Regions from separate parts of the Homo sapiens genome. Here region 1 is linked to region 2. Evidence: read pairs that join two places in POLR2A ChIA-PET (ENCODE). Cell type or tissue: OCI-LY7. All regions are shown on one strand. Links, peaks and the distances in the headings refer to the core of each region. The heading gives the core; the rest is flanking DNA. Region 1 holds the start of NHEG1 (neuroblastoma highly expressed DDX5 stabilizing lncRNA 1). Region 2 has its middle 88 kb from the start of OLIG3.

Region 1 (11,522 bases), core at 3,498-8,497, 410 kb before region 2:
GCACTTAAAAAGAAAATCTCAGAACTAGGTCAGAATTGGACAGGGGGAAAGAACCATCTGGATGTGTTATGAAGCTTTTCAGAAACTGTTTTCATGATTTTTATCACCGACATCTATTGGAGTAATGTTATTTTTTTATTTGAATATTTAATTTTCAAAGTTAAAACCTGAGAAATAGAAGCATTTTATCTTTCACAAATAGCTGTGAGTCATGGTTTATATGTCTTGAGTTTTTCTCAGCTTTAAAATCTCAGTTGGCTGTGAAGTGGGGGAGAAAAACAAAATAATGAAATTGCACAAGGAAAACCAACTTCCAAAAACACTCCCAACAATGTTCCTTCTTGCATATGAAAGATACATTATTATATCAGATTGCCAAATTTGTGAGCTTGAATAGCAGATGTTCTCATTACAAAATCTCTGATTAAGATGAACACGGTGCTGCAGGGGATGGGTGCTAGAACTAAAACTAAACTGGGCAGTGGGTCTTCTGGGTGGAGATTTATGTCCCTTGGCTGGAGGAGACAAGGTTGTGTGTGTGAAAATTCTTTTGAATTTTCCTGAAGCAGCTGTGATTTTCTGCAAGCCTGAACTCGAGGTAAGCTGTTTCCATTTCAGCCACCTCTTTATGGGGAGGTCACTCTGGAAGCATTCATCTGGTATGGGGGCCAACACTCCCGGATGTGGGAGGAGCCCGTCTGGAGGGATGGGCTTCTCATCACCTCTCCCTGGACTTGCTGCCTCCAACCAGGGGCCATGGTGACTATGAAGGGACGCAGTCAGTCCAAAGCCACCCCGGGAAAGATGTGGCCCGCAGCCTGGCAGGCTGAGGACGTGTAGGGGGCTGCACCAGGCGCAGCGAGTAACCCTACTCCGTTTCTGAACGCACGCGGGGGCGCTGCCAATGTAAGGCTCCCTGTTAGGAACGGGTCCTAGCCCTCAGCGGAGGGTCACAAAGAAATGAGACTTTCCTGGCAAGACTGTGGAATCAGATCGAGCCATTTTTAACTGTAAATGTCTGGCTTTGCCTGCAGCATTTCAAGGAAGACTTGACTGCTGTGCGTTGCCGCCCTCCGCCCCGCTCCCCTGCACTTACCCACCCACCTCGCCTGCGCTGATCCGCAGACGCGCGCGGGGAAAGGCACGCGCGATGCTTTCCCACTCGCTCAGCGGGCGCCGCTCACTGGAAACTCGCTCCGGATTCCGAACCCGAGAGCAGAGCAGAGGGAAGCCCCTTTGCTGAGCAGCTCCTTAGTGGAGGGCAATGAACGCGCTGAAATCCCAGAGCCTTCTCTGTCAAAGACATGCCAAGTTTGTGCATTCTCAGATCAGTTCTGGGCTTTCCTGAAATTTTACTGGGGGTCCCAAAATTTAATTCGGAGGCGTTGCCTTCCATTCTTCCCCTGAAAATAGAGATATGACACAGAAATATTTGTTTACTAGCTCCCTCTCCCATCAGATATGTAGGGTCTTTATAAAATCCTTGTAAACTTTGAAACTTTAATAATTTTTATTCTACATACCATGGGCCTCAAATAGTATTTAAAAGGCAAACTTGAAGGTTGAGACATTTGCTTATACGATTGCACATTTGTATTTCGGATTCTATACAAACAAAAACGGCTTCCATAAGTGAGCATCTGTTTTCTATCTAACAGTATTAAAATATTTTAAAAATTCACACACCACTTGCAACTACCGAGTTTCCTCTGGTTCTTTTAAACAATTAAAATTAAATCATAATGGTTCACAGGTTGTATGAGCTCCCTTTTCTGTGGCTGGGTTGAAGAGCTTTCCTTACCGACACTAGTCTTATTGTTCCTTAATTTCAGCTAGGTAGATATCTCATGGGATTATTCATCTTCAGCTGTACTCAACTGGTTTTACTTCCTCGGTTCAAATGCATTTTGAATGTTTCCATCTGAACTTACATGCTGTGCCTGTCCTTAATAACACTGTTGGAAAGATATTGTTCATTGAATTCTCACCATTCCATCCTAATTACTTTCTCTTTGAGGCTTTGGTCTTTAAAATACAATAGCCTAGAGGCCTCTCTGATCCTGAGGGTGGTGCCAGTAACAGAGTAAATGTGCTCATAATAGAATTTCCACATTTTTCTTTTAAAAATACTTTTAAAATGTCACAAGTAATATATATCCATTATGAAAACCGAAAACAGGTAAGCAGAAATAAAAACTATGCACTTATATGTACATATTTATAAATATGAATATATAAAAATGTATACATATTTATAAATATGAATATATAAAAATGTATACATATTTATAAAAATATGATACATTCCATTTTAAAAACATTTTTCTGCTAAATAAAGTATGAATACTCTCCTTTATTCTAATGGCTACTTAATTTTGCCCATACAGATGTAATAAAATCAATTCAATTAATTCTTTATTGTTGGAGATGCAAATTACTGAAAAATTTTTGCAATTGGAAATACAGCAATGAACATCTTATATTCTTGTGCATTTGCCCAATTATTTTTATAAGATAAATTTTCTGGGACCCAATTTCATTTTGACCAGAGCTTTTACTTATGGCTTCAACCTGCTGCCTTCAATGGGAGCTGATTTTGCTGATACAGAAGATAGTATTGCCTCTACTGGGTTCTTCATATTAGTTCCTCTGACTCGAGTCTTCATTCTAGTTACAATCTCTCTGAAAATTTCTCACTTTGGGTTTTCTATTCCTTTACTAGAGACTATATGGAGCTTGGCCAAAGTGGCCTTTATGATTTCCACATTTCCCCTTATCTTTCAACATCCTTCCTCTGCCTTCTCTTTAAATGCTCACAAATCTAGGCAGAATTCTATTCTTGACTACCCTTCTTTGTAGTCTATGCTCTCCCTTAGCTAGTTTGTCCTCTGATTCTATTTATGAGAATGATTCATCCTTAAGAGCTATCCTTTCCCCCATTTTTTTGATGTGTATTCCCATATATTCCTTGGCATCTTCCCATGATAATAGTGCAAGTATCTTAAAGTTAGTATTCCCCAGACTCAATGCTTTATTCCAAACTCCCAGCAAAACAAAAACAAATAAAAATAAAAAACAAAACCAACCCCACCTCCCAAACAAAAGAACTCATTTTCTTCTTTCATATTCTCTCTTCAAAAGTTGAAGGTGCCCACTGAGCCACCATCAAAGGGTCATTCAGATTTAGATTGAATAGACATTTATTAACTGTATCAAGTCATATCGGTTTCCTGCTTAAAACTCTCTAGTGGCTCCCCATTGCCATTAAAGTGTGACTCAAACTCCTTACAGGAACCATCAGGCTTCTGTGATCTGGCCTCTGTCTGCCTCCTGCCCAGATCTTCTCCCAGGCTCCTCCTGCCTCTCTATGATCAGCTGCCTGCTTTCTGACCTTCTCTTCAAAGTACAAGTGCATGTGCATCTCAGAGACTGAGCACTTGCTCTTCCTTTGGCCAGAACCGCGTTTTGGATAATGTATTTGGTGTTGTAACTAACAACTCATTGCCAACCCAAGATCATTTAGATTTTCTGCTATATGTTTTTCTTTTGGAAGTTTTATAGTTTTGAACTTCACATTTAGTCTGTGATCTATTTTGAGTTAATTTTTGTGAAAGGTAGGTCTTTGTCTATATTCTTTTTTTTTTTTTTTTGGCATTATCTATCCAATTGTTCCAGCACCATTTGGTGAATGCTCAACCCTTTCTCCATCGAATTGCCTTGGGCCTTTGTCAGAGATCAGTTAACTATTGTGTGGGTCTATCTTTGAGGACTAATTAATATAAATTTAAAGATTCCTTTATTGAAACATTCTATCAGCAAATATTTCATTGAGTAACTACTATATGATCAGTACTGTTTCAGGTACTGGGAACATATCTAGGAGTCAGAAAGAGATTTACGGAAATAAGTTAGCTTTTGAGTCTCATTTGTACAGTATTTCCTTTTCTGGCAACCCAAAAACTTCATTAAGGAAAAAAGAAGGAGGTAAAAAGGACTTGCTTAAGCATCATGGCCATGAAGAAGGGAGAGGGGAAGATGACATTTCTAGACTGGAACTTATTTTTTGTAAGGATGAGAACTCAGAGGTGTCAGTCTGGTGCTGACTCCTCAGGGAGGAACTTCTGGGCTCCTGTGTGTCCCATTCAAGGATGGTATATTTGTCTGTTTTTACGCTGCTGATAAAGACATACCCAAAAAGAGGTTTAATTGTACTTACAGTTCCACATGGCTGGGGAGACCTCAGAATCATGGCAGGAGGCGAAAGACACTTCTTACATGGTGGTAGCAAGAGAAAAATGAGGAGGAAGCAAAAGTGGAAACCCCTGATAAACCCATCAGATCTCAAGAGACTTATTCACTATCACGAGAATAGCACGGAAAGGACCAGCCCCCATAATTCAATTACCTCCCCCGGGTCCTTCCCACAACACATGGGAATTCTGGGAGATACAATTGAAGTTGAGATTTGAATGGGGACACAGCCAAACTATATCAGATGAGTATTACTTGGCTCCTCTTCGCTGTACACAAAGGGCATGTCTATGGCAGTATTTGAAAAATAGAGAATGAGTTGCAAGCTAGTCAATTGTGTGGAAGAAAAAGGAAAGGAAAGAAAAGTAATTTCAGGGCGGGTGCAGTGGCTCATGCCTGTAATCCCAGCACTTTGGGAGGCCGAGGCAGGCGGATCATGAGGTCAGGAGATCGAGACTAACCTGGCTAACACGGTGAAGCCCTGTCTCTACTAAAAATAGAAAACATTAGCCGGGTGTGGTGGTATTAACCTATAGTCCCAGCTACTCGGGAGGCTGAGGCAGGAGAATCGCTTGAACATGGGAGGTGGAGGTTGCAGTGAGCCGAGATCGCGCCACTGCACTGCAGCCTGGGTGACATAGTGAGACTCCGTCTCAAAAAAAAAAAAAAAAGATTTCAAATATTGTTTTTTCATATTTCATATTAGGCATTTAGAAGTGAAAGGGACCTTAGATCTCATCTATCCCAAATCCCAACCCTGTGGAGGAATCCGTCTACAAAAGCTGTAGCAGAAACCAGCCTGTACTTGAACCTTTCCAGTGACAGGAAACTCAGTACCTCGGAGCTGCCACTTAATTATAGAAGACCCTCCCTTACTCAGAACTGAACTCTGTCTTCCAGAGACTCCCAAATATGTGTCCTAATTTTATTCTCTGAAGCAACAGACATATATATCTAATGTCCTCGTTTGCAAGAAAGTCCTTTGCATATGGTTACCAGGGGTTCACTAAGTCCTGGATTCTTTCTCTCTGCACTTCCCCTTAAGTCTTGGCTTTGAGACTTTTTAAAGTTGTTTTCTGGTTGGCTAAAGCCCTTGTTAAAGGTGCTGCTCAAAATGAACACAACACTCCTGGTATTTGAGCCTAGGGTTTAGTTGATGTGGGTTGCTAACAAGAAACTTTTTTTTTGAGACAGGGTCTTGCTTTGCTGCCTAGGTTGGAATGCATTGGCGCCATCACGGCTCACTGCAGCCTTGACCCCTGGGCTCAAGCCATCCTGCTGCCTTGGCCTCTTGAGTAGCTGGGACCGCAGATACTTGTCACCACACCAAAAACATTAACACAGGTTAATGTTTTTGAATTTTAAGTAGAGACAGGGTCTTGTTAGTTGCCCAGGCTGGTCTCGAACTCCTAGGCTCAAGTGATCCTCCCGCCTCAGGCCTCCCAAAGTGCTAGGATTGCAGGCATGAGCCACTGTGCCCAGTCAAGAAACACCTTAATTATACTTAACTATAATTCTGTTTATATGAATGTCTTATCTATACTTCTGTTTATATGTTTATACTCTTTTTTTCTCCCAGAGGTTAAATGTTTAAAGTTCCTCATGATGCCTCGACTAAAGATGCTTCTACGTGAAAGTGTTGTTTCAATCTGTAATTTCACAATATTTTATTTTGGAAGCTGGTGGCAACAAGCTGGCAGGAAACATGGACCTTAGGAAAAGCAAACACATTCTATTTGCTAATGGTCACTAAGCGATTGTAACCAAGGCAAGCTTATTACAGAAAGGAACAATCAGCTGAAGTGTAAAGACAGAGCGTTTGAAAAATCCTAACCCTTCTTCCCTGCATGCTAAAATCAGCTAACAGAGATAAACTAGTAGCTGGTTCTTAAAAGAGGGATTTGTTTACACTACGTAATTTTTATCAGTGGGACAACCTGTTTGCCTGCCTGAGATCTTATTACTTATTAATGCATATTACCTGTGAATAAGAAAAAGGTGCTTGCATTTCAGAAGTTTGTGTGAATCACGTGTCCTCCTCATTTCCTACCAGAGTTCAGGTATTTGTTTATTTTGAATAATGACAGTTCTCAGTAAAGCTAAGGTTTTAAGGTCATGCCCTTCTGCATAGAACCTAATCTGTCAATGGCTCTTTCCTGTTCAGAATTTTAGACTTAGTAAAAAGTTTGCAAACTAAGAGCTTTTATAAACAGAATATGACCATTAATATACTTGTTTGTGAATTCCAAGGGAAAATGTATGACAGTTTTCATAATTTCAAATGCCTTGACCAATGTCACAAAGCTAATACTGATTATGGAACCCATGAGTATGACACTAAAATTCAGGGGCTTTGGAATTCCATTGTTGTTTTGCTTAATTAAATAGACATACATTAGGGCATGTATACTATACATGCTCAGTCTAAAGAAGAATAACCAAAGGAAAACTCTTGTTTTCATCACCATTTAAGGAGACCATTACCAATTCCAATGTGATCTCTGTCCTTGGTTCCCAAGGGGGAACCACAATCTCAAACTTGTAGTCATTTCCTTGTCTTACAACATATATATGTATTCCTAAACAATATAGTGCTTAGTTTTCTATGTTTGGGTATTTTATACAAGTGGAATTATTCTATCTGTGTTCTTTTAGAAATCAATCTTTTTGCTCAATATTATGTTTGTGAGGTTCATTCATGTTACCCTGTGAAGTTGTAGTTCATTTTCAAAGCTTTCTTCTGCTGATAAGCCTTTGTGTTCTTTTGCAGATTAAAAAAATGAATGATGCTTCTATGAACATTCTTATATGTGCATCTGGTGCTGTTTTTATTGCTGTTTTTATTGTTTTATTTATTGAGCACTTATTTTGTGTCAGGCACGGTTTTAAGTGCTTCAAATATATTGATTCATTTAAATCTGCTGCCCTCTGAGGTATGTAAAATTATCATCCTCATTTCACTGATGAGGGAGTTTGGTCCAAAGAGGTTAAGTTAAGTTGCCTGAGGTGACAAACCTAGGAAGCTACAGAAACCAAGCCTCTCAGCTTCAAGAGTCTATCCTTGCAATCAGTACACCATACTGATTCTTCTTTGGCTTATCCATCCCTCAATCAGTCAATTTGAAAAGTTCTAAGGTGTGTTTCCATTTGTCCATATATCCTTTTGTTAATCAAATGCTGGCAAATTCTTTTTAAAGCAAAAAGTCAAAAAATTTAATAGAGTTCCAATACCAATACCACACCTCCTTTTTGGGGGCTTGGGGATAATATCTCTATCATTTTTAAATTTTCCTCTCATATCAAATATCCTGATGTTTTATTTAGCATGTCAAATCAATTTCAGAATGGGAAAGAATGCACTTGCCTGAGAAGAAAGAATAATATGTAAATAATTTTAACCGTATGAGACCTTTAAGAGCAGTATCTAATTCATATGCCCCTCAAAAGTGAGTGCCAGGGACAGGCAAATGACCAATGGTATTTATCCCCATCAGTGCTCATCTGTCTCAGTGGCCTTTGCATGAAAACATAAACATGAGCCATATGTCCATCTTCTGAGTTGGTGGAAACCCTCCGAATACCACCTAATCCAGAAAATGACAGATTGAGAAATCTAAAGAGATCTGTTGGGGAGAGTAAGGGAGAAAATGCCTCATCTGCTTCCAGTTATAGCAAAGAGTCAGAGCATCAGTTCCTTGGGACAGAAGGAGCCTCCACCCATCAACACAAGCATAACAGAAAGCACCACCAAACAGCCTCACACACCAGCCCTCAGCCCCTCTCTCAAGGGAGTCTTGCATGTAGCAATGCTGAAAGAACCTTAACTCATTGGCATGAAAACCAGAAGTGAAAATCAAAGGGAAAATTTGTTAAAGATTAAAACTAGTAGGACTGAAGTTTTGCAGCCACCAAATGGGCCAAGGGGGCTGGAGGAACATCAGTCCTGCTGAGATGGTCAAAGTAATGGCCTGCATGGCCAAGGCCGCCTTCAAGCACATGTCACTGAGGACCCAAGGCTTGGGAGAAGTGGTAGTAGGAACTAAGCACAGAGAGTCTAACTCCAATAAGGGACGATACATGACCAGAGTAGTCATCCAGCCAGTTTGGAGAGGTAGTAATTTTCAGGAAATAGTGTTTTTGAGAGGTTCAGTTATCTTTAAAGGACTTACAGTATTTTTGGTTGCTGCTTGGCTAAATCTATTTTATTTTCATTTTTATTTTATTTTATTTGAGACGGACTCTTGCTCTGTCACCCCAGGTGGAGTGCAGTGGTGCCATCTTGGCTCACTGAAACCTCCACCTCCCAGGTTCAAGTGATTCTCCCGCGTCAGCCTCCTGAGCAGCTGGGATTATAGGCACATGCCACCACGCCTGGCTAATTTTTCTATTTTTAGTACAGATGGGGTTTCACCATGTCGGCCAGGCTGATCTCAAACTCCTGACCTCAAGTGATCCGCCCACCTCGGCCTCCCAAAGTGCCAGGATTACAGGCGGGAGCCACCATACCTGGCCTAAAACTGTTTTAAAGCATTATGTTTGGAAAAAATAATTCCCAATCTGTTGTTTCAAATGTTCTAGCTTGACTAAGATTGGTGCATTATAAACTTAATCTGTAGTTAAAATCAGATAGTTACATATTTTTGAGTGAAAGGAGCAAGTTATAAAATAATCCAATATAATCCCCACTTTTGGCAAAAATATTTACATACATGCAATGAAAATGTCCGGAAAGTCCTACACCAAGGTTTATGAACTGAGGCGCTATTGGCATTTTGGGCTGGATAACTCTTTGTTATGGTAGGATGTTTAGCAGTATTTATTCCTGGCTTTGGCCCCCTACATGCCAGCAGCACCCTCCTCCTGAGTGGTGACGATCAAAAATTTTCTAGACATTGCCACATATCCCCTGGGGGACAAAAATTCTCCCAGTTGAGAATCATTTCTCTATTCAAATATGTTTATGGTGGTTAAATCTGGGTGACAGTATTATAGGTAATTTTTCTTTCTTCCCCTATTTATTTCTAGTTATTCTACAATGAATAGGTATACATATATCTTAATATATGTCTTCTATAATAAAAATAAAAGCTATTGTTAAAATACCCATAACCATAGCACTATTTATTTTAAAAATTATAGGTACATGCTTTTGAGCAAAATCTTTGAAAAATATCTGTAGATAGGTTTATGGAAGACACAATGTGGGGAATTAAAAAGGAAAAGTTCTTCTAAGATAATTTAGCAAAAATTAATCTGCAAGATGTGGGGGTGGTAATGTGTGGGCCAGAAATAACTTGATTAATGACCCAGGGGTACCCATCCATGACAACCAATCCTCTGTTTAATGTTCTCATTAGATTTACCAAGCTGGCGGTCTTGTGCTCTGGGCTGTACAAATAGTTTTTCTCTGCACTGATTTCCTTCCAGTTGGGCTCGGCATGGGCAGGCACCAAATCTTTCCCATGTTATGGGCTCCAGTGACAAGTTCACTTCCCTCACTTCCTTCTTGAGAGGAAGACATGGCACTATGTTTCACTTACTTTGTAGAGGTGGTATTTTCGTTCACCAGTTGTTTAGGATTTATGGGGTGTGGAAATGGAGCTGCTAATAGATGTTTTTTATTTCTATTAGATAAGGAAAACTTAACTAATGTTCAAGTGGTATATAAAATCCTGGGAATGACCAGGGATAAGATGAACAGCATAGTTGTCCCTTGGTATTCACTGGGGATTGGTTCCAGGACCCCTGAGGATACCAAAATCCACGGATGCTCAAGTCCATGGTATAAAATGGTGTAGATAACCTACACACATTCTCCTGTATACTTTCCATCATCTCTAGATTGCTTGTAATGCCCAATAGGCCTAGACATCACTTCATTTAAGTGCATTCAGTGTAGTACTCAGTGCAATGCAAATTCAAGGTTCACTTTTTGGAACTTTGTGGATTTTTTTTTTTTTAATGAATGTTTGATTTGCTATTGGTTGAATCCATGGATGCTGAACCCACAGATACAGAGGACCAACTATACTTGTCGGACTCTGAAACTTCAACTTCTCAGCTCCACTTGAACCTCAGGCACAGAGATGGAATCTGAAGCGGACCAAAGGGTGGCTTCTTGGAGATGGTGAGGCGTGGCCACAGGAGGAACAGGATGCATGACAGCTGCCTCCCACACAGATATACCGCATCTAAGAAGATGTCGCCACCCCCATGAGAAATATCTACTGTATGCTCATGTTTGAATGTGTGTATATATATAGGTTCAATATATACATAAGTTGCAAAGAACTGAAGCAGCAAAATTAGAGAATGCTCAATATTTCTGACATGCTTGGAATAACAAGAGATGTAAAAGCAACTCAGAATTAGATTCCCCTTTTACGAAGCCAGATAATGTGGCTGAATCACTGAAGGATTTCAATCTGAGGGCACAAAGTAGGAAGCAAATTACTATTTACTCTCTGGTAAGAAAAACAGAGTTAGACAAGGTCTGCCTTTGAATCACAATAGTTGTATGTCTAAATGGCGTTTCTTTCTGGCAGTTAGTAATGGGACCTGGCAGTTAATGATGATGATGACAAACACTTAGGGAGCACTCACTATGTGCCCAGCACAGGTCTAAGTACCTTCTATAGTCCAACTCTTTTAATCCTCAAAACAGCCCTAAGGCAGCTCTTATTTCTATTGCACAGATGAGGACACTGAAGGACATATTAGGTACTTAGAGAATATTTTGTGAATGGAATTAATAAGCAGAACTATCATCAATCACTTTATTTTTCTTTTGCTCTTAATAACAATTTATTCTTTCTCACTCTTGAACTACTTTTACAGTTAGTGTAATACATCTGTTCTTCAAAACCAGCAGAATCGTTTCTATAAAGATTGAGAATAACAGAACACTCTGATTAATATAATTACTCCCTAAATTAAACCATTAGATCTGAAACTGTTTGCATTTGCGGATAATCACGAAAGGTCATGACCCCAGAATCCATCTCTCCTACCAGGGTTGTCTGCCTGTACCAATAATATCAATAAGGAAATATGGGTGATATCTCTTCTCATGAAAGAGCATCAATGGATTATGAGTTCATGACTAAAACAAATATATATTAAGGCAAACCATATGAAGTTACTGCTTGTCAGATTAAAAACAGCCAAATATCCACAATTATATATGGTTCAACTTAATAGATTTTGTCCCATTTTAAAGCAGCGTGACTGAAGAATTTAATTTTCTTAACAAGTGGTAAAGGAGATGGGAA
Region 2 (11,522 bases), core at 2,519-7,518:
GGCCCACCTGGGAAATGGCCCATCTGCAAACTCAGGTAAGACGCAGAGGCCTACAAGGCATCAGCTTGTGAACGGCAGGCAGCTTCCTGCAGCTCGAGGCTCCCACACTGCAAAGGCAAGGTGTTCAGAATTAGCAGGATAATGTTTCAGGAGGCGCTGGAGACGTGTCGCTCCTGCTGTTTTTTCCCTGAGATGTTCATGGGCGAGGTGCTCTCCATCTTGGTATTAAAAGATATATTTTCTGTTCCTCAAGCTTATTTACTCTCTTCAAAGCTTTCACACATATGTGTGGCAAAACAAGCAAATAGACTTACACATGTACACAGAGACTTGGCTTTGTCTCAAAGGACGAGATCACTGAGCAAGCAGGAATTAGATTTATAACACCATGGTCTGTTTTGACTTTGTACATGAACCTATATGATCATTTTTATTTCCAGTGCCTAAACTGCTGTTTGTTATATTCAAATGTATCCATATTTCCATGCATAAAATGTATGTTAAAATAAATTCTCTTTTCTGTAAATTAAATGTTGGAAATATTGGAATACACTTTTTTAAATACCAGGTCAGTGAGTAGTATAGGTCTTCTAATAATTTGAAATCTTTGGAAATGGATAGCCTTTCACTAAAGGAATAGAACATTTAAAATAAGCAGAATAGAATGCCACATTTGTTCCAAGATAAAATTATATAAGCACAAATTGGATAAGGAATTCCATGTTCTTTTAAAATACCTAGCTGGAAAACAAAAACAAAAACAAAAACAAACAAACAAACAAAAAAACGAGGAAATAGGTCATTCTTCATAGCAAAGTCCATTCCTTCCCTTATTCAAGATGCACATTCTAGGCTTTCTCTCTAGGCTGCCATTAACGATGACATCCCACAATTCCGTCTGTCAGGACTAAAACCTAACAGATCCAACTGTCTCCAAATAAAACAGATTGTTTGCTGGGAACATTTATGACCCATAAAGAGTGAGAGTTTATCCTGGCGAAACATTTCTTCTTGTAAACAACCAACATTCCCTGAATCTCACCAGCTGACTTTGAATCCATCCATTTCTCACTTGGCATTTGGCTTCATCCGAAGCTTCTTTGATGGCATTTTGTTCCCAACTGTTGTGCAAAAGATGCTTTCCATTGAATTGCTTCTGTATCCAGACACCAAAATGATCCCACACTTTCTTTAACTACTCTGTTGCCAGCAACATGTTTACCATGATTTAGATGTCTATTATACGCATGAATGACTTGTCTACTTAATTTCATCAAAAAATGAACCCTCATAAGTGGCACAGATGCTGGTATGATGGTAATCAAATTAGTTTTTGGACAGGTTTATGGCCACTTGCTGTCAGTTAAGCTCTCTTTGGCTATCTTCACTCCTAATACAGTTTTGATGGTGATTAATGGCTCCATTAATACACAGTTTGTGTTATGATAGACCTAATATTATAGTCTTGTTTGCTGACCACAGATGACAATACACTTGGTAAGATTCAGGTCCGCAAAGTATTAGCTGTACATCTAGTGTTAGATTTTTACTTCCTTGGTCCTAGTGTATGTATATTTAGACCCAACCACAGTGAACACTCTATTTGTGCCAAAACTTTGTTTTAAGTTAAAGTTCCTTTCATGATCCCTTTCTTTGTTACAGGAATGTTGTTGCCTTAAATTATTCTTGTTAATGCTATGTTTCATTCACAGTCTTTTCAGTCCTAGTCTTATTTGCTTCCACCTCTAAATTCTTGAAATCTTTGCTGTATACAAAGTTTTTCTGTTTTTTTCTTAAATTTTTCATTTATTTGACTGCTTGAATAATTTTCAAAAAAAATCTCTAATTATATCTTCTTATAATCCTTGTCTTTATTTTTTTCTTCCAAATGGTGCACATCATTCCATTCATGGCTATTCTATCCTATTTCTTAGACTTCTCTGGGAGTAAATTTTTAATTGAAATCTCTTGTGAGCAGCACACATTTATTTGCGTTCATTCAACAGGGCTGCTAAAAGGATGAGAACAAAATGGGAGCCTTGTAGGCTAAACTATGGTAAACACATTTGGATTGTTTACACAGCTTTTTTTATGTTTAAACAAACACGGTTTTTTTTAATAATGAAATTGAGTTTCCTCCTGCACATATTTGATTTTTATGTTCATCTGTGCACTTGCCTAAACTCCACCCACTTACTGCTATGCAAATACAGATTATGCAAATTTTTGTTTTGAATTGGGTGAGCTGAGCAGATGCCCATTTTAGCATAAACAGTTCAGAAAAAAAGGTTTGAATAGACAAGCACTATTGTAAAAATACCTAAATGGACATAAAGATGAATGTTTGTTTTCACACAAACAAAAATGTTAAAGACATCTTTTCACTCTTATGAGAAAAATCTAAGGTCATTTTCTAATAAGGGTAAATGCTGAAATTCAATTCCTCATTTAATAGCAAGACTCCAGACTAGACCCAATCTACTGTGGTGGATCTTTGAACCTATTAATTTATTGTAATCCTCCCTTCACTTAAGTCAATATGATCCCAGCTGTCTAGTAAATTATCTTTATCTAAGGCTGGCATCTCTGCTGACTGGTTTTTCTTTTATTTTCTTGGATTTTTTTTTTATTTTTAGTTGTTACCACATAAATTTACTAATACATAAATGGTTTTATCTGTGTGTGTTGTTAACACAACCCCATAAAAAGGGAAGCTTTACAAAAAGCTTAGCAAAACTTAAGGCATGCAGGAGAAACCTAAATGAAAGGGAGTTTAAAATCTGATTCTTACATACAGTTACCATTTTTCCTCGAAATTTTTAAGGAAGGCATCTGATTAAGTTGTGTCTTTGCCATCTGCTGAGCAATCTCTCTGAGAAGCAGTGCTGATTCAATATTGTGAGCGTTGCAGCCTCAAGAGTTGGTTAGAGGATTATGAGTGACTTAACAGTCAGCCGCAGTGCATCAGAAAGAAGCATCTCAGCATACTATGGCAAACTTTACTTACTATATACTATGAATCATGACGTTTTCCTTTTTTTCTAATTTGTTAAGGTTATTAACAAGTTCCTGAAAAATTCTGGAAGATTGGTGCCTTTGGCACTTTCCTGATTTGGATGGCGCATTTGGATGCCTCTGTGACAATGGGCCTGTATCTCTTGTATATCCATGTACAGTAGTGGACCACAGTAGATGCTCAGTGAGTGTTTTGGGGTAATTCTCCAAAGGATATTTGAATATCAGAAAACACATTTGATGCACAAGGTAAAGTCTCCAGCGGGTGGAGGTCCAGGGTCCACGTCACTAACAGCAGCGACTGTTGCCATGCCAAAGATCCCTCAGGCTGTTAATATCATAGAATAGGGTGTGACACGGTCCTTGCTCATGGTCACTCAAGAGCCTCTAAGACTTTCATGACTGCTTCAGGTGGTCGATCTGGTTTGGGTACATCTTCTAGTGCCCTATTGGTCTGGAGCCAAAAGTTCTTCTCCAGGGTGACCTGGCCCTGGTTTAAGAACTTGGTCATTTATCAAGCGGAACCTATTCTGGTTTCCTGAGGATCCTTACAAATACATCTTCAGTCTCATGTTCATTCAGTCATTTAGTCATCCATTTAACTAATAACCAAGCATTAGGCACTGTGCTATGGACTGGGGATTTAAAAAGGAACAGGGCACAGTTTCTGTCCTACCAGGATTCCGTGCTGGGAGGAAACTTAACAAGCAAGCAAATATTGTAATGGGGTCAATGTTGTACCGGAGTTGTGTGCCAGGTGCTAGGGGAAGGGAAAAACAAATAAATTCAACTCTCTTTGGCAGACAAGGTACTTTTCCTGGGGGAGGTACCTTTGGGTGGAGAGTGAGTAGGGTAGGAGTTCTCCAAGTAAGAAAGGCAAAAAAGGATATTCCATTCCTCAGCACTCCTTTCCCCTAAACAAACTTGAAGATCTGAATTCATTCAGTCAAACAGTTGGAGATTCTGGGGAAGTGAGGGACTTGATCCAATATTAACATGTGTTCTTTACGTTGCACGATATGGTCAAAACCCACTTTTTATAGACTGCTCTTGCCTGCATCTATCTCTCTGGCCTGCCTGGGGAGTATAAGCTGATGATGCTTCACAAGCTGAGAGCAATGCTGCAAAGTGAACCAGGGAAGTGCTTGCTTACAGGCTTGCTGCCATACCATGAACCAGGTAACAACTCAAGGATGGGAACTGTGGCTTCAGTGTCTCACTTACCCTACAAATCCCTTTACTATGCCTTAATAGGAACTCGCTGATTTGACTAAGAGTTCCCAATGCTTCACGATTAGAATAAGCCTATTAAAACAACTGAACAATAGTTTACTAAATGATATCTTAGTGGCCTGAAATTGATAATGCATTTTCCAGTTTTGTTTCTCTTAAATTATACAGAAGGCATAATTAAAGTAGACCCAGTGAGAATAAATTGAAAACTGAAGTGAAAAATTTCTTTTCATTTTAGAAGCCCATTTATTTAAAGTACTATGGTTACAAGTAAGAGGTCTAATAACCTAGGGAAAAAATCATGCTAGAAGAGTTAGTAGGTTGTGAATCAGTGGGTTATGAAGAAACTGCTGCTTCCTTTTTAAATAAAGGGATAAATGCCATAACTTATAATATATGTGATTAACTCCGTATGTTTCATCAAAAGATACAATCATCAGGGTTAAAATAATATACCACATTTTCATCTCACCTGGACATCAAATTGAATTCTTCTTTTCTATTTTATTTTTCTGAGATGGAGTTTCACTCTTGTCCCCCAGGCTGTAGTGCAGTGGCGCAATCTCTGCTCACTGCAACCTCCGCCTCCCAGGTTCAAGCCATTCTCCTACCTCAGCCTCCCAAGTAACTGGGATTAGAGGCATGCACCACCATGCCCAGCTAATTTTTTTTTTTTTTTGTATTTTTAGTAGAGACTGGTCTCACCATGTTGGCCAGGCTGGTCTCAAACTCCTGACCTCAGGTGATCTGCCTGCCTCGGTCTCCTGAATTCTTCTTAAAATCTGTAGTGCAGTAGAACAATCTGTCAAGATGTCATAAAAATTGACTTTAGACCAATTATTCTAAGGAAAGTTGGGCAAGAGTCAGTACCAATCAAGAATGAGAAAACCTTGCCATCTTCTGATACATTCACTGGTTCCAAACACTCTAATGAGATAGCTACACTATGAAATATTAAGGGACTGCCACTGTTGTAATCTGATGTCTCACTTAAGCTAAGGCAACGGTGAATAATGGATTAAATAATGGACTCTCATGCATTGTGCCTTTAATGATCTAATCCAATATTTACCACTGCCTTAGCTTAAGTGAGACATCAGATTAATCTCTAACAGTGGCAGTTCCTCAACACTTTATAGTGTAGCTACCTCAGTGAGGTTTTTGGAATCAGTGAATAGCTGTGCCTGCAGGTGGTATGCAAATGTGATAAAGCTAATCTAATAATAACCTGAAAAATAAACCAACTCAGCAAGACTCCTAGGATTTCCTTGAAGAATAATCAGCAACCATCTTAAAGATGGGTGTCTAGCCTACAGGAACATAAAGGTGGCAAAGGGGTTCTCTGGCCCCTAAGAGAAGCAAATAGCATCTTGCAATCTCTCAAGCACACAAGAAAGGCTTTGTGATGACAGAGCAAATATGACACTATCATGGCCTAAGATTAGAGGACAAAAAAGAGGAAATTTCCCTTATCAACAAGGAAGTGGAGAGTTCATGAGAAGCTAAAGCCTCTAAGAGGTGATGTTTCCTTTAGTTCTTCATACTTGTGGTAGTTCACCCACACCTGTGACCACCCAGTAAGGAAATCTAAGTGAAAGTAACTGGAGTAAGATAAATTTTTTTAAAACTTTTATTTTAGGTTTGGGGGTACATGTGAAGGTTTGTTATGCAGGTACACTCATGTCATGGGAGTTTGTTGTACAGATTATTTCATCACCCAGATATTAAGCCTGGTACCCAATAGTTATTTTTTCTCCTCCTCTCCCTCCTCCCACCCCCCATCCTCAAGTAGACCCCAGTGTCTGTAGTTCCTTTCTTTGTGTTCATGAGTTCTCATCAATTAGCTCCCACTTATAAGTGAGAACATGCTGTATTTGATTTTTTGTTCCTGAATTAGTTTGCTAAGGATAATGGCCTGCAGCTCCATCCACGTTCCCACAGAAGACATGATCTCATTCTTTTTTTGAGCTGCATAGTATTCCATCATGTACATATACCACATTTTCTTTATTCAATCCATCATTTACGGGCATTTAGGTTGATTCCATGTCTTTGCTACTGTGAACAGTATTGCAATGAATATTCGCATTTATGGTAGAATGATTTATATTCCTCTGGGTATATACCCAGTAATGGGATTGCTGGATCAAATGGTAGTTCTGCTTTTAGCTCTTTGAGGAATTGCCATACTGCTTTTCACAATGGTTGAACTAATTTACACTCCTGCCAACATTGTATAAGTGTTCCCTTTTCTCTGCAACCTCAGAAGCATCTGTTATTTTTTGACTTTTTAGTAATAGCCATTGTGACTGGTTTGAGATTGCGGTTTTGATTTGCATTTCTCATTGTGGTTTTGATTGGCATTTCTCTAATGATCAGTGATATTGAGCTTTTTTTCATATGATTGTTAGCCACATGTATGTCTTCTTTTGAGAAGTGTCTGTTCATGTCCTTTGCCCATTTTTTAATGGGGTTGTTTTTCTCTTGAAAATTTGTTTAAGTTCCTTATGGATGCTGGGTATTGGACCTTTGTCAGATGCATAGTAGGCAAATATTTTCTCCCATTCTGTATGTTATCTGTTCACTTTGTTGATAGCTTCTTTTGCTGAGCAGAAGCTCTTAAGTTTAATTAAACCTTATTTGTCAATTTTTTGCTTTTGTTGCTATTGCTTTTGGTGTCTTTGTCATGAAATCTTTGCTCATTCATATGTCCAGGATGGTATTGCCTAGGTTATCTTCCAGGGTTTTTATAGTTTGGGGTTTTACATTTAAGTCTTTAATCCATCATGAGTTGATTTTTGTATATGGTGTGAAGAAGGGGCCCAACCTCAATCTTCTGCATATGGCTAGCCAGTTATCTCAGCACCATCTATTGAATAGAGCCTTTTCCCCATTGCTTGTTTTTGTCAGCTTTGTCAAAGAGCAGACGGTTATAGGTGTGTGGCCTTCTTTCTGGGCTCTCTATTCTGTTCCATTGGTCTATGTGTCTGTTTTTGTACCATGCTCTTTTGGTTACTATAGCCCTGTAGTATAGTTTGAAGTCAGGTACCTTGATGACTTCAGCTTTGTTCTTTTTGCTAAGGATTGCCTTGGCTGTTTGGGCTCTTTTTTGGTTTCGTATCAATTTTAAAATAGCCTTTTCTAGTTCTGTGAAGAATATTGTTGGTAGTTTGATAGGAATAGCCCTTGAATCTGTAGATTGCTTTGGGCAGTATGATCATTTTAATAATATTGATTCTTTCTATCAATGAGCATGGGCTGTTTTTCCAATTGTTTGTTTCTTCTCTGATTTCTTTGAGTAGTGTTTTGTAACTCTCATTGTAGAGATCTTTCACCTCCCTGGTTAGCTGTATTCCTAGGTAATTTATTCTTTCTGTGGCAGTTGTAAAGGGGGTTGCCTTCCTGATTTGGTTCTTGTCTCGGCTGTTGTTGTTGTATAGGAACTAGTAATTTTTGCACATTGATTTTGAATCTGAAACTTTGCTGAAGTTGTTTATCAGCTGGAGGAGCATTTGAGTCAAGGCTATGGGATTTTCTAGACACAGAATCATGTTGTCTGCAAACAGGGTTAATTTAACTTCCTCTCTTTCTGTTTGGATGCCCTTTCTTTCTCTTGCCTGGAGTAAGATAAATGTTTAATTCATTATAACTTATATCAATACTCCTTCCTTGATGATGGAATAGTCCTGTCATGCTTACCACCACTCTATTTTAAAGACATCAGGATCATTATCTTTCCCAGAAGAATGATAGAGGACTGAACATAGTCACCTCAAAATAATCATACTCTTGTATCAAGGGCAGCAGCTCAACCCATCTAAGAGTCTGCTTCCAAATCCCAAGACATGGCACATGGTACAGGCACAAGCTTTATTATTCATGGGTACCTAGGGTATTGCAGAGAAATAACTCTAGTATCTTGACAGTTGGAAAGGATCTAGAATAAAAAGCAGCAAGAGTTGTTCAATTAAAAGATGCATGGATTCTAATTCACACAGTTCTTTTTTTTATTATTATACTTTAAGTTCTAGGGTACATGTGCACAACGTGCAGGTTTGTTACATACGTATACATGTGCCATGTTGGTGTGCTGCACCCGTTAACTCTTCATTTACATTAGGTATATCGCTTAATGCTATCCCTCCCCCCTCCCCCCACCCCATGACAGTCCCCAGTGTGTGATGTTCCCCACCCTGTGTCCAAGTGTTCTCATTGTTCAATTCCTACCTATGAGTGTGAACATGCGGTGTTTGGTTTTCTGTCCTTGTGATAGTTTGCTCAGAATGATGATTTCCAGCTTCATCCATGTCCCTACAAAGGACATGAACTCATCCTTTTTTATGGCTGCATAGTATTCCGTGGTGTATATGTGCCACATTTTCTTAATCCAGTCTATCACTGATGGACATTTGGGTTGGTTCCAAGTCTTTGCTATTGTGAATAGTGCCACAATACACATATGTGTGCATGTGTCTTTATAGCAGCATGATTTATAATCCTTTGGGTATATACCCAGTAATGGGATGGCTGGGTCACTTAAGGCCAGAGAGCAACCAAAACTAGGTTGTTTCTGCCAATTAGCATCCCATGTAGGTAGATAGCAGTGGATCTGCTTTGGAGTTGGCAAGTCCTGTGTCTTAATCCTTAGTTCTCTGCCCTTCTCTCTATATCTTGCCTATCATCTTCCAAACAGCTCTACTCTTTCACCAGCAGGGCCCTCTATATTCCTCTACCTACCAAATCCCTTCCACCATTCAGGACCCAATTGAAACCTCACCTATTCTGTGAAGATTTCCTTGGCCTCTCTCACTAGACCTCTCACCTTTCAGAACTCATGACATGTTGTTTCTGTGCTACCATTTGATGCTTATCATACAACCTTTGACCATTTTTATGATTTATGGTTTCTAGAGTGCTTTATGTTTTGTGCTTATTCTTCTCAACAATATGGTGAATTTTTTGAGGTCGAGACTAAATCTACTGTATCTTTTTTCCATGAGCAATGATTATCTCTTGCCACAGAACTTCCACCCTAGGCAAAGTTCAAACTACATGTTGATTGGCATTTTCTATGGCCACATGTGTATAGTTCAACTTCCAAAAGCATTTAATAACATTAGTAGGTTGGTCTCTGGCAGCTTTTAAGGAAATTTGGCAGCCCAAGGAGATTGATGCAGAGCCTAAGACTGTTCCTTCGATGATGTGCCAATTGTGTCAGAATTGATGTTCTATTTAATTCATTCTCTGTCACCAAAAATTACTTCTGGGCTATGGATTAGATTCAGTTTTATTAAATCTGTTTTACAAAGCCTGGCTCTAGGATACGACAAGGGAGCTGGAAGCTGGAAGCTGGAAGCTGGTATTGAACTCCTCCAGGAAAGTTCCTGGACTCTCTAAAGACCCAGTCAATAAGTCATGTTAGAGATTATAGAGAAGTTTCAAACCCAGAACTGTTATGAGCTGGTGATTCACCTAAATAAATTAGCCTGCAATTAGGGAAACCTTTATTCAATAAAAGTTTTACCTTTGGAATAGTGAACTAAACCTGTTACTTTGGCAGTAATTTGCCAAATGATGCCAATATCAACCAACAAGTAAGAAACAAAATTCAAAGTAAGGCCATTTGGTTTGGTCAAGTGCCAAAGCAACTGTTAGGGCTCAGAAAGCAATACTCCAAAGCATGGAGCTTTACATGTTGAGTGTTTTGAACTAAGAAGCAGCCTTACAAGCAAGGTCTCTCTCTGACCTTCTCCCAACCCCTGTCTCCCAGCCCTCTGTCTCTTCCAAAGCACAGGGAGAGTCTTTTCTCTAAAGTTTCTTTACCTATCTAAAGATTGGATCCACTAAAGAGGAACACAATAGACTTCAGTCTTCTAACTGAAATTTCATTAACCAAGGAAGATTAAATTTATATCACAGAGGAAGAGACTGAAAAATCAAATGCCATAACTGGAGCCCAGACAAACATTACCCCAGGCCATTGTCTGTTCTATGGGCCCATTCTTTTCCCCTAAAAATCATTTACTACCCCTCTAAAATTGCCTACACCTCCATTTCCTTCTCTCCTATGAAGAAGGGTATATAAACTTCTAGACCTCATGGGGTATTGGGCATTCACTTTCTTATGATGCCCCCATGCATGTAAATAAATTTATATACTTTTTCTCTTGTTAATCAATCTATTGTCACTCTATTTCTCAAACTCAGATATCAAACGTCAAGAGGTGAAGGAGGGGGTTCTTTCACTCCTTCACAAAAATAGAACAGCGAGCAATAGACTGAACAAAAAAACATATCAAACAATGGCAGTGGCCTCTTTCTATTGTGGAGACCATGTCTTAGATCTACCAAAATGTCATGCATAACTGAAACTTGCAATGTGAAGGGCAAAGAATATAATCTACCAACACTCAAGTGATGGCTGCTAACCTGAATGTGTCTAGGTAATAGCAGGAAACCCGAGGAAGTATTTTCTGGGGTCCCTAAGTGAGGAGAGGGCAAATAGGGAGGACCTTTTAGCAAACATTGTTCCAGCAACCTTATTACAAAGGACAAACTTTGTAAGATTTTGACAACTACAAACGATCTAAGTTCTCCTCTTGGGCAAGCAGCCACCAGCCAGTTTTTAGCATTAAAACATTGCTGGTTCTAAGGTTGAATAGTGGAGTCAAGTGAATTTGGAAAGATCAAATTAAAAAATGAAACTGGGGATTGGGGAAAGCAAGCGGGTACTAATGAGTGGGTAGCAGTGGGCTTGAGCCATTCCCTGAGACTCTAGAATGTAGACCCAAGCACCTTTTATGGGTACCCAGTTATGTATTCATGGATGAAAAGGAAAGTATTAAAGGTACTTAGTCAATGTGGACACACATATTGACTTTGTCATCTTACATATTTCCAATTCTCTGTTCATATCCCTTCTTTTTCTTCTGTGCAATACTCAAATTTAGAGATTCATTTGGATCCTAATTCTTTCTCTGATCTCCTTAGGGGTACATATTCCTTTATTTTCTTGTAGATGTTGCCAAGCAAAGTCACTCATAATTTAATCTTCGGGAAAAAAGACATTTTTCTTCAAATTTATCAAATTTTTTTATTTTCTTAATATGTGATTATTACTTCATTCATCTACTCTTTCCAAAGCACTTATTAAGTATCTTCTAGTTCTTATGTTTGCAGAGTAAAGTATTTTGGCAAGATCTGAAATGGACTGTTGACCAATAATACTTTAAGGAGTCTATGTGCATAGTATTTTGTAGAACATTTTGTTGGTC

What was found. ChIA-PET counts read pairs that join two places held together with the same protein. Peaks named below come from ENCODE experiments on the same cell type or tissue, not always from the same donor. Only the 100,000 strongest peaks of a DNase experiment are listed, where the experiment ranks them.
Region 1: POLR2A ChIA-PET joins it to region 2 with 6 read pairs; 2 of 35 experiments call an interaction of 5 or more read pairs at or near these places.

What each region holds. Positions count from the first base shown.
Region 1 is chr6:136,988,958-137,000,479 of GRCh38, forward strand. NHEG1 (neuroblastoma highly expressed DDX5 stabilizing lncRNA 1) reads right to left here and starts at 4,274. Exons shown (of 3, transcript NR_027994.1): 1 at 4,217-4,274; 2 at 1,097-1,403. IL20RA (interleukin 20 receptor subunit alpha) reads right to left here. Exons shown (of 7, transcript NM_014432.4): 7 at 11,014-11,522. RefSeq lists an enhancer at 1,281-2,237. In OCI-LY7, for the core only: no CTCF peak of the experiment used is centred there; no DNase peak of the experiment used is centred there.
Region 2 is chr6:137,400,290-137,411,811 of GRCh38, forward strand. No RefSeq gene overlaps it. Among named protein-coding and RNA genes, the nearest start is that of OLIG3, 88 kb to the right of the region's middle. In OCI-LY7, for the core only: no CTCF peak of the experiment used is centred there; DNase peaks (open chromatin) are centred at 5,512 and 5,542; H3K4me3 peaks cover 618 bases; H3K27ac peaks cover 1,230 bases.